Linked DNA regions of Mus musculus: region 1 is linked to region 2. Evidence: chromatin contacts called from ENCODE Hi-C data. All regions are on one chromosome and are shown on one strand. The core of a region is the stretch at or near the end of the contact, and the rest is flanking DNA. Distances in the headings are between cores, read along the strand shown. Region 1 holds the start of Ccdc88c (coiled-coil domain containing 88C). Region 2 overlaps Dglucy (D-glutamate cyclase).

Region 1 (5,464 bases), core at 2,761-5,260, 160 kb after region 2:
GCTTAAGGAAGGCAAACCTCATGTCTGCCTACTCAATGCCCCACACAGGCTGCTAGAAATGAGGGTCAGAGGCCCGGGGGTCACAAGGGTCTGAATAAGCCACAGGCTGACGGGAATTTGCCAAGTCAGCAGACAGAGCTCCTAGTCCACTGAGGCTCCTTCACGAGTGCAGATGCACACTACCATGATTATACAGATACACACATGACCCAGCCCTGCCTCACTCAGACTACACTAATGACACCCAGACTTTAATATGCACGATCTTGCTTGGTCCTCCCTTCATCTACAAAATTCTACCCCCTTATCACAGATCAGGAAACCGAGGCTTCGAGGAGTAGAGCAATCTATCTGCTCAGTGTAGCAGAACAGTGAGTAGTGGAAGCTATCCTGCCTGAAGCTAGCTAAGCTCCCAGTTTCCCATCAGTCCTCACAGACAAGAGGAAAACAGCCTGTGATCCAGAGCGCTCGGCTTGCTTGGTAGACTCTGTCTCACACTTGGGAATCCTAGCCCTGGGCCTCCCTTGAAAGCTGAGCCCACCAGGGCTTTCCTGCTTCCAGGTGAGCCTGATGTCAGCGAGGCCAGGGCCAAGAGACTACTTACTACCCAGCTTTCTCGGGTTGCCACAGACAATGGCCAGGTGCAGTCATGTGACCACCGCCAGCCTTCAGAAGGCTCTGAAGTATTAGGTAACAGCCTCTTATCTCAGCCCTACCCCAACTCAGTCAGCCACACAGCTCTGCCATATCCAAAAGCCACCGCCTCCCATCTGGAGATAGCACAGCAGCAGTCTCCAGGCACGCAGCACAGGACGGAGGTAGCACCCACTATCACCTTCTCCTCTGGCTAACAGTGCTCCACCGGGCAGAAAGGGAGGCTAAGGCCCAGGTGATGGGAAGTCGAGTGTTAGCCTAGACCTTTGACTCAGCCTATCATCAGGAACACAGAGGGAAGGAAGGAGACTGCAGAAGCGCCTGGTGAGATGGCTCGGCAAGCCAAGGCACTTGCCACCAAGTCTGAGGTCAATCTCCAGGAACCACACAATGGGAGAGAACCAACTCCTGCAAGCTGCCCTCTGACTTCACATGCACTCGCTCGTGCACATGCGCATGCACACACTTGGTTTTTTGTTTTTTGTTTTTTTTTTTAAGTAGACTAAAGAAACCCAGTACCCTGTCTGTGTATGGGTGTATGGCCCCAACACCCATTCCTACCCAGTGCTGAACTAGGTACTAGTAAATCATCACGCTTAATCTCCAGGACCATTTCTTTAGGGCAGAACGTTACTTCCCACTTTGAAGAGGAGGAAACTGGGGCACCTACAAGAGTCCCAGTGTCGCACTGCTTGTGTGAAGACGACCTCAGGTTCAAGCCTACTCTGACCACTTAGTATGCTCAACATTCAGTCAGGGTTCTCTTTGGGTTTTGTTTTGTGTGTGTGTGTGTTTTGAGATAAGGTCTCATATCACCCAGGCTGGCCTTGAACTTGCTATGTAGCTAAGACTGGCCTTAATCTCCTGACCTTCCTCCACCTTTCAAAGGTCAGGAATAGAGCTGTGCGCCACCACAATCATCCAAGGGTCTTTTAGTTACCCACCTTTTGAGGTGGCAGGTATGGAACCTAGGACCCTGGATACTACAGGTAAATACCAGAAAACTACAGGAGCCCCGATTTGTATCTTATCGAGGTTACTTTTACAAGGAGGAAAATGTGTGTATCTTAAATCCCAGCCCCGGAGTGGGGGAGAATCCATGCCAGGGAGTCATTTCAAAGCCTGCGTGGCAGTCAAGCCCCACCCACTTCCGGAGGCAAACACATTTTGATGCCTGTTACCTGGCGCCAAGTTAGGATTCCCTAGAAGCAGAAAATTATGACTGGCAGGTCCTGTGCCCACTCCCGCCTCTGTTTCCTGGTATGGGAAGGCCACTTCTTGTCTCTGTGGCTGCCCCAGGATTGCTGCACACCTGCCAGGTTCTTCTTCCAGAAGGATCACAGTTACATATCACAGAGGGAAAAATGAGTCTGAAAACTGTCAGGGAGGGGAACAGACAGCCCTCTGCCAGAATTCGGGGGGGGGGGGGGGCGCGGCAAATGCAAATAAGTGATGAGCCGGCAGTTTTCTTCCCTGATTTACAGGCAAGTGTAAAGGCTTCAGGAATTCCAAAGGTCAGGGAAGAAAGCGAATCGTCCCCCCGGCTTTTGTTCTCCCCTGTGCCTGTGTGTAGCTAAGTGGAAGACTGGAGGACACTGCTGTGTTTTTTAATTACACAGCCGCAAGCTTAACGGGGATAGGCTGTAATGGTCCTTCTACCAATGGAACCCAGCCATTCTTGGGGCCTGACGGAACGGGGGTGGCAGGAGCGTGGCCAGAGCCCAAGCCTGCTCAGAGGCAGCCGCAGAAAAACTCAATTCTCATCAGTCCTTAGAGAAGCGCAGCCAAAGCCAACAGCAAATGTCTCTTTAGAACCTGGTCAAACTCTGAAGACCAGTGGAATTGGATTTAAAAAAAAAAAGACGGGGTTTCTACCACTGTGAATCAAATGTCCTATGAAAACAAATGGAGTCATCTCATTGGGAAACCACCCCCTACCCGCCCCCACCCCCAGCTACAAATCCAAGCTGTATTTCATTAGCTAATGGATTACTGAGTGTGACACCTCCATCAGTCCCAGCTGAGTGGGTACATGTAAAGGCTGATCCAGTTTTATTTTGTTCCAAGTGCCTGTGACTCATACTGTCACTCACTTCCAATAGGATCCCCGAAGCTTCTAAGTTAAACACAGAATGGAGGGGTAGGAGCCAACACCTAAGTGGTGCTAAGATGTCAGACAGACAGGCTCTGCAGAACTCCACAACGGATGTGGTCAGAGGTGCGGCCGGCAAGTAGTATCTACGAGACCCTGTTTAAGCCCAAGCAAACGTTCTAAACAGCCAGCCTGCCTGCCTGCCTGTGTGCCTTCTAAACCCAATTCACACAAGGACGATTAATGACTGCATCTGCCCCAACAATTGGGAAGAGAAGGAGATTCAGAAGCCCAGTTCCCAAGCCACAGTGAAACTGCGTTCACACCGCGATGCTCCAGACCCAGCGGACATTTCCTGTAACCAACCAGACCCTCTTTACAGTTCTGTGTCCCTCCAAAAAGAAAAGGGACTTTTGGTGTCAGCACTCAGACTACCATCAAGTGCCCGAGTTTACAAATGAGTCAACCGCAAATTTCCTTAGCTCGAATGAGGTGCTGGGGGATGGGGGGGTCCAACGGCCCACCTGAACGGAATCCCTCCCTGGCCATCCGGCATTCACGCTACAATCTTAGGTTTCTTAAAGTATCCTCTCTGAAGAGGCAACTTACATTTGCAGCATGATTTGATTCAAAAAGATGCCGTCCACTAAATCCATGTACAGAGTCAAGTTGTCCTGGTGGCCGCTTCCAAACGATCCAAAAGTTTTCACCTGCGGGGAGGCAAAAGCATGTTGGTCTGACGCTGGGGGACAAGGCAGGCCAGGGAGGTCACCAACCACCGTGGTACTCTTCGCAGGCAGCAAGCCTACCCTTCCCGAACCGCGGTCCTTTCCCGCCTCCGGACAGGACTTCTGGCTAACTTTTCTCCAGCGTCCCAGAACGCGAGGAAAATAGAGAAATAAATAAAAAGGACTTTTCAACAAAATCCTCACGTCTCAGACGCACAGGAAGGCAGCACGCTCAGCCCGCCGGTCCACGGTCCCACTCTGCGCCCCTACCGCGGGTCTCTGAGCTTCAGGAGGGGTCACCCCCCTTCCCCGCCCCCACGGCCGCCGGGAACAGGTGCGCGTTCCCGAGTGGGAAGCCGTGGGGACGCCCACCCGACACGGAGCCTCCCGGTCCCCGGTGCCGCTCCGAGCGCTCACCCAGGTCACCAGAGGGCTCTGCAGAAACAGCTCAACGAGCTGCGACACCGTCACGTCCATGCTGAGCCGCGGCCGCGCCGCACAAAGCGGCTCCGGCAGCCGGCGGCGGGCGCGGGAGACAAAGGCGGGGCGCGAGCCCACGGTGCGCGGCTGCGGCCCCGCCCGCCCGGGGAGAGCGAGAGGTGGGGGCGAGGAGGGGGAGGGAGGGGCGACGCGGTCCCTCCTCGGTCGCCCGGTGCCCTGCGCAGCCTAGCGGAGAGGAGCCGCACCGGGCCGGGTGCGCGTTGGGGGAGCGGGGACGGGAGTGGGGCGGGGCCTCAGCACGTGGCGGCCCGAGTGCGCGGGCAGGTGCAGCCTGCGCGCGCAGACCTGGGCCCGAGAGGAAGAGGCTTGGTGTAAGCCTCAGACTGCAGGGTTGCGCATCAGTGCATCTGCTTTGCCGACTCCCCGGCTTCTCCCTTCCTGAAGTTCCTTCAGGATGGATGCTGGCGGTGTGGCCGCCCCACGCGTGTGCGCCCCTGCTATGGCTCTACCCTCCCTCCACCATAGCACGCCGTGCGGGAGAGCCCGTCCCGGCCGCAGTGCGCAGCGGCAGCTTTGAGCCTGGGCTCCCAGCGCGATGGACGCCGTGCCCCCTGCTGGCGGGGGCTGTGTGCTTGGAGGCCTGCAGCCCCACGTTCTCACCACTTCCTGGTAATAACTTCGCTCCCCGAGCTGGGCCATTGTTGCATGTACTCTTGTCTTGACGAGTTTAATCCTCACTGCGATGCGGGAATGTTAACCCGAAGCCCCTGGCACACTCCTAGGGAGAACACACCAGGTACTCAATGACTACCCTTTGGCTAGTCATTTTGCAGCGTAGCTTTTTCACGTATTAGGGATGTGACATCTGCTGATGACATGTGGTATTACAGTTCTGCCTGGTTGGAAAGCCTGTTAATAAATAGACTGTAGCCCCCAGTATACTGGCAAGGTTCCAAGAAATGTGGAAGTCAGAATAACAAATAAAGGGTGGAGGTGGGGGGGCTTCTGCAATGAAGAGCATTTGCTTCTATTCCAGAGGGCCTGGGCTTGTTTTCCGGCACTGACAGGATGGTTCGCAACTATCATTAAGTTGAATTTCAAGGCCTCTGAGGGCACCAGACATACATATGGTATACATTCATAAAGGCAGAACACTAAAACTCATAAAAAGTAAAACAAATCTTACCCAAAAAAGTGGGGTGGGAATGATGGTACAGCTTTGTAACCCCAGTACTGGGGAGATGGAGGCAAAAGGATCTTCAAGTTATCCTTGTCTACATAACAACTTCAGAGCTAGCCTGGGCTCAATGACATCCTGTCTCAGGCCATGGCAGTCAGTTCTGGTTCCTGTAATCACAGAATTTGGTGGGGCTGAACCAGGAGGGCCTTGAGTTCCAGGCTAGCCTGGGCTACATAATGAAGTTGATGACTGCATGTGGTGGATAGGTAGCATAGGCTACCCTGTTTGGAAGAGTAAGGACTGTCTTTGTGGGTTTGATTTCTGTACCAATCTAATTAAAAAAAAAAAAATCCTGGGCTGGAGAGATGG
Region 2 (5,622 bases), core at 874-3,373:
TTTTTTTCATCTAGATCTTTCATAACATCCTCTGTAATAAAACAGCCTTCCCCTGTGGCTGTTGAAGCAAGGTAATTAAATCCAATATGAGCTTTCAGGAACCCTCACAGTCAGTCAGAGGCTATGATGAGCAACCTGGGGTTCAACATTGGAATCAAAAGAGGAGGAGGCAGTCTTAGAGACCAAGACCTCTGGCAAGCCCATGGGCTCTGACATTGAGGTGCAACTGAACTGGATTGGAGCACACTTGGGTTAGCTATCTGCTGCTATAAAACTGTGAGATTCCTGGCAGAGAGAGACCCCCACACCCTCAGTGGTCACATTACCCTCTCTGTTGCTGGTGTGAGAACAGGGAAGGATCCATCTGGTGTTTTAATAATATATTCATGTCACGTAGATTTTAACACAATTAAAAAACTTTAAAAAATCATTTTTTAAAAGAAAAAGGAATGTGAGCTCTGAAGGGAATAGCTTGAATTACATCATATGTCTACAACTCACTCGCTGTGTGATCTTTTCCCTTCTGTGTCTGTTTCTGAGTTGCTCACATGTAGACAATGATGCTATGCCTCGTTGGTTTGCTTTAAGGACTCCAGGAGCTAAGACACACAAGCCATCTGCAGCAGGATGGCAGACTAGATTATTCAACCAAAGCAAGAATCGCTTTTCCCTTGAGTGTTCTGTTGATGACGCAGCCCCCACGATTTGTATAGCCCTGACAAGCCAGCTGATGACAGCTGTAAGACGCGACCAGAGACATAGACATCTACCAGTGTCAGAGATTCGAGTGTAACTATGATATAGTAGTCTTCCTTGGCCGTGTTTGGCTGTATCCCTTTGTACTCCCTGGGGTTTGTGTTTGTACGTTTGCTTACCTGGCTCCTCCCACTGCACAGCTCCACTCTCTCTCCAGTTGAATTCTACCCAGATCATAAAATTCACATCCAATGACTCTTTTCTGTGACTTTTTCCTGAACCAAACAGAGTAACTGGTCTCTCTTCTAGTGACCCCAGAATCCTTTGCAAGCATCTCATTGATGATCGTCTTACCCTGAGGCTGGCTATGTGCACACCTCTCTCCTCCATCTGATGATCCTCTTCCTTTAAAAGAGATAGTTATCTATTTGTGTGTGCATCTGTGCGAGCGAGCGAGCGAGCGTGTGTGTGTGTGTGTGTGTGTGTGTGTGTGTGTGTGTGTGTAAGTCAGAGGACAACTTGCAGGAATCAGTTCTCTCCTTCCACTGTATAGGTCCTGGGGACTGAACTTGGGTCACCAAACTTGACAGCTAGAGTTTTTACCCACTGAGCTGTCTTATCCTCCTTTCTTCCTTAATGATGCAGAGCCTAGAGCTTAACAGCCCCCATCAGTCTTTGACAGGACTGAGAACTCAAACAGGTGTCAGAGAATAGACAAAATAGACTCTGCTGTGGGAAATGAGCCCTGGGGCCTGGCTGGCAGACTAGGGAGGTCGGTCTGAGGGTGAGTTAGGGATGGTCTTCTGCACAGAGAAATGGCAAGCCTCAATTGGCAGGCTGTCTGCTCTATGCCTCAGGGGACAGGCTTCTGTGTAGCCTAGGGGTTGAGAGCAGCCCTTGGGCAGTGCTTTCATGTTGGGAATTCTGGAATGGCTTTCTGTGAGAAGTGGCTTTTCCTCTAACAGTCATTAACGTGGGACAGCCCTAATAGCTTCAAGCAATGGTTCTCAAACTTTTTCTTGAATCAAGTATACCTACAGGGCTCCCTAAAACTTATCCGCACCCCAGCAATCTTGCAGAAATTCTGATCTAGGAGGTCTGGGCTGAGGCCCAAGAACTTGCAGCAAGTCCCTAGGTCATCCTGGTGCCTGCTCTTTCTGCCAGTGCTCTGAGGTGACACCGGTTGCTTGGAGGCAGACCAGTGGAGCCCAGGATCTTTACAGTTCTGTGATGGAACATTTTTTCCTTTTGCATTCTAGGTGTTTCTAACTGGGGAGGCTACGCCCTGGCCTGTGCACTGTATATTCTGAACTCATGTCAAGTCCATGAGCGCTACCTGAGGAGGGCAACTGGACCTTCCAGGAGAGCTGGGGAACAGAGCTGGATCCAGGCCCTGCCATCTGTCGCTAAGGTAATACACTCCAGCAAGCCGCTGGCCAAGATACAACTTCCTTGCTGAATGAGAACTAATCAGGCCTGAGCGCTCCAAGCCACAACCACCGTGCTATCCAAAGCTAGCCTAGAGGGAATGTCTCCCTGCGGGGCCAGTCTGAGCCACAGATTCAGACAATCCTTGGTTGGATCTACCTCAGGTCTTATGTAAGACCTGTTCAGCGAGATCCTTTCCTTTCTAGTTTGACTTTCAGCAACTTGCTTTTCCCTCTCAGAGACTGAGTCTTTGTAAAGTGTCATCTAATGACAGTCAGCACTGTCATAAGAAAGAAACGCTTGATCCATGGAAGCCAGCATCCAGGTTCTGGTCAGGAGTGGGGGTCAGAGTCCTTACTGTCCTGGTCACACAAGTGACGACTCAGACAGAAAATTGAGATGTCTCCCAGCCAGCCAAAGGCTGGTGCTCTGACCCCCTCCTCCCATTGCAGAAATCCCCCATATTTAGAGGGCCTTATAGCTGCTTTTCTTTTTCTTCATGATGTTTTATGCAGTCCCTCTGGCCTCTTTCCTGGTGAATTTGGAACCTCTCTGGCTTGGTATTATTCTTTCCATAGAGGGAGCTGGTGGGCTCTAGGTGGTAGTCTTGCCAAGACCACCAATAAGAGACAGAGCTAAAATAGGAGTTAGAGTCTCTCTGATCCAGACTTGGGGCTTGCCTCGGGTGGCTGAGAAGTGTCTCAGCTCCTGAGAATGCTGAGGGCTGTGGGAGAGGTGGGTGTGAGACCCAAGTGACATTTTCATGGGGGAAATGGTCTAGTCTTCCCTGGGCGACCCAGAGGGCTAGCTGTTTTTTCTTTTTGCTTCCTGGATTTGAACTGGAAAACATGGAAAGGGAGGGGGCACCCTCCCCCATGACTCCTGATTCACACAGACACAAAGTGTGAACCCGCCCAGCCAGCTCCACACTCAGCCTCCAGGGATGGAAACATTCTCCTCCTGGCATGGATACCCACCCTTTCAGAAGTGTATTAACAATGCCCTGTTCTCGAGGAGGAAATGGAAAGGCATGTTTTTAAAGCAGAGCCACATTGGCTGAACCCCTCCTGGGGGCCAGACCCAGGCTTGTTCTGGGAAACAATGAGCAGTCAGATGGGGCCCCTGGAGAAGGAGCCTGGGCAGGGAACACAGTGACGCAGGAGCCCAGATGGAAGTTCTCCACCACCCCCTCAGTTTGGGCTGAAATCCTGGCTCAAGCAAACCTTGCCTCAACTTCCACTTCCTAAGTTCCTAGATCTATAGGTACTCCCAGCTTCCAAACTTACTTTTGTTTTAAAAAAGAAAATCTAATTTGCTTTAAAAAAATCATTTTCCAGAGACATCAGCCCACCATGATCCAGAGTGAATGAGTAGGTCACCTCACACACTCTGTCTCTAAGTCCAGAAGTTGCCCTGGGGCCTCTTTCCCCATCCACCTTGACTCCATCCTCAAGGCCTGCCCACCATGCCTCACTTCAGTCCTCCTTCCACTCTCCTGTCTCACTGACTGCCGCAGCAGCCCGGCCAGGACTGCAGCCTTCAGCTCTGCTTCAGCCCCGGAGGAGCTACCCGCTCCACTTGGTCTTGTAGAACATGGTGTGGTCCTTCCTGGAAATTCGCTGGGAACGGCAGTTGGTCCATTTGGTCCCTCTGGGTCTTAGAGGCTGGAACACCAGCCAGTTCCTGACCTGCTAGCTGTTCATACTCACCCTGAGGACTCCACAGCTCCCTCCATGTCCCAAAAGAATGAGAAGATTAAGGGCAGGCCCTGTAGTACCACAAGCATTGCCTTGTAAAGAGAGCATATGTGTAGTGGAGAAGAGGAGTGGCAGATTCCAGCCCAAACAAAGGGTGGTAGATGCCTGTCTGAGTTGGGGAACCCCTGCCAGGAGCTCTTGACAAAGACTTGTGTGGAAATGAGCTTGGATCCCTCCCCCTTTCACAGGGGGAGCATCTGCCTTCGCCCAGGAGCAGAACAGAGAGGCCACCCCAGGGCCAAGAGAAAAGTGTCTGGGCATCATTTATTCATGTGTGTACATGTCTGGGGTACACTTGCACGTGCACTCACATATGTGTAGAGGCAAGAGGCTGATGTCAAATGTCTTCCTCAATCACTCCCCTCTTATTTTCCGAGACAGGGTTTCTCACTAAATCTGGTGCTCGCTGATTAGGCTAGAATGGTTTGCCAGCAAATCCCAGGGTTGCCCCCTGTCTCTGCCTTTCCAGCTTTAACATGAGTGCTGCAGATTAGGGTCTTGCAGTCATGTGGCAAGCATTTTACTCCCTGAGCCAGCTCCCCAGCTCCTCATCATCGTTATGTGATGCTTTGGATGAGTGTCCACAAGGCCTTTGCTTGGCTTATTCCTTGGCTTTAATGCCCGCTGATAGTTGTTGCCCTGTATCTTAGTCAGTGTAGGCTGCTGTAACAAAATACCATAGGCCGGGAGGTACAAAAATGCTCATTTTTCGTTCTTCCAGTTGTAGAAGCAGGGATAGTCCAACCCTGAAGGCAGGGCAGAGTCAGTGCCTTGGTGGATGCACTCTTCCTGGGTTGAAGATGGCTGGCCTCTCACTGGCCATGGCCTCTGTTTCAGTTCCTGCCTCCAGGTTCCTGCCTTGAGTTCCTGTCCTGAGGCTTTCTTTAGTGATGGTGTGTGACCTAAGAGTTATAAGCTGAAACAAACCTTTTCCTCTGTCACACTGTTTTTAGTCATGGTGTTTATCACAGCGATAGAAATCCAACTAGTGCCCGCCCCTCAAGAGGCTGACAGCGGGACCTGGGGAGGGGCCTCCTGCCACAGTCAGATGCATGGGAGCTCATCCCAGGCTTGGCTGGGGGCTGGGGCAGTGGGAGGATTACATCTCTGGTATGTGTTAGGACCACACAGGTCTCTATTGGGGCATGAAATATGGTCATGGGAAGGTAAGTGCCCGAAGAAACAGCCGATCTGTTTAAACGCTTTGCTTTTGTTTGAGACGGGACCAGCCCCTCCCCCTTACCCAGTAAGTGAGTCAGAGAGCAAGCTCTGGCCTTTCCCCACTGTACTGACAACCAGCATGCTTCCTACTGTGTGCCAAGGGCCATGCTGGATGCTCTACCTCCAGTGTCTCATTTAATTCTCACTACAGCTTCTGAAAGCCATATCCTCACCAGGGTCACCAACGACCCCAGATGACAGATGGGATCTCCAAGACATAGAGAGAAGTTAAGACCTTCCCACTCTGTAGGCCAGGCTGTCTTGGAGCTCATTATACAACCCAGGCTGGCCTCAAACTGACTGTAATCCTCCTGCCTCAGCCCCTCAAGTACTGAGATGACAGGCGTGAACCATCACATCCAGCTCTTGATTTTGATTTTCTTTTTTTTTTTTTTAAGATTTATTTATTTATTATATGTAAGTACACTGTAGCTGTCTTCAGACACTCCAGAAGAGGGAGTCAGATCTTGTTACAGATGGTTGTGAGCCACCATGTGGTTGCTGGGATTTGAACTCCTGA

The links. A loop is a pair of places that touch in the nucleus more often than their neighbours do.
Region 1: a loop to region 2 is called in a map of CH12.LX, with 2.7 times the contacts of the local background. The contact joins the promoter of Ccdc88c here to the enhancer-like site in region 2. A Hi-C loop is called at or near these places in 9 of 37 maps with a recorded cell type or tissue (CH12.LX, gastrocnemius, heart and 3 more).

What each region holds. Positions count from the first base shown.
Region 1 is chr12:101,024,881-101,030,344 of GRCm38, forward strand. Ccdc88c (coiled-coil domain containing 88C) reads right to left here and starts at 4,011. Exons shown (of 30, transcript NM_026681.5): 1 at 3,892-4,011; 2 at 3,356-3,456. The coding sequence starts at 3,951.
Region 2 is chr12:100,865,149-100,870,770 of GRCm38, forward strand. Dglucy (D-glutamate cyclase) reads left to right here. Exons shown (of 13, transcript NM_145448.5): 12 at 1,956-2,107. Among named protein-coding and RNA genes, the nearest start is that of Gm36572, 26 kb to the right of the region's middle. Within about 2 kb of position 2,124, at least 1 of the 3 ENCODE cell types and tissues checked has a DNase peak (open chromatin) inside an H3K27ac peak, as active enhancers do; it is gastrocnemius, where a contact is called at or near this core.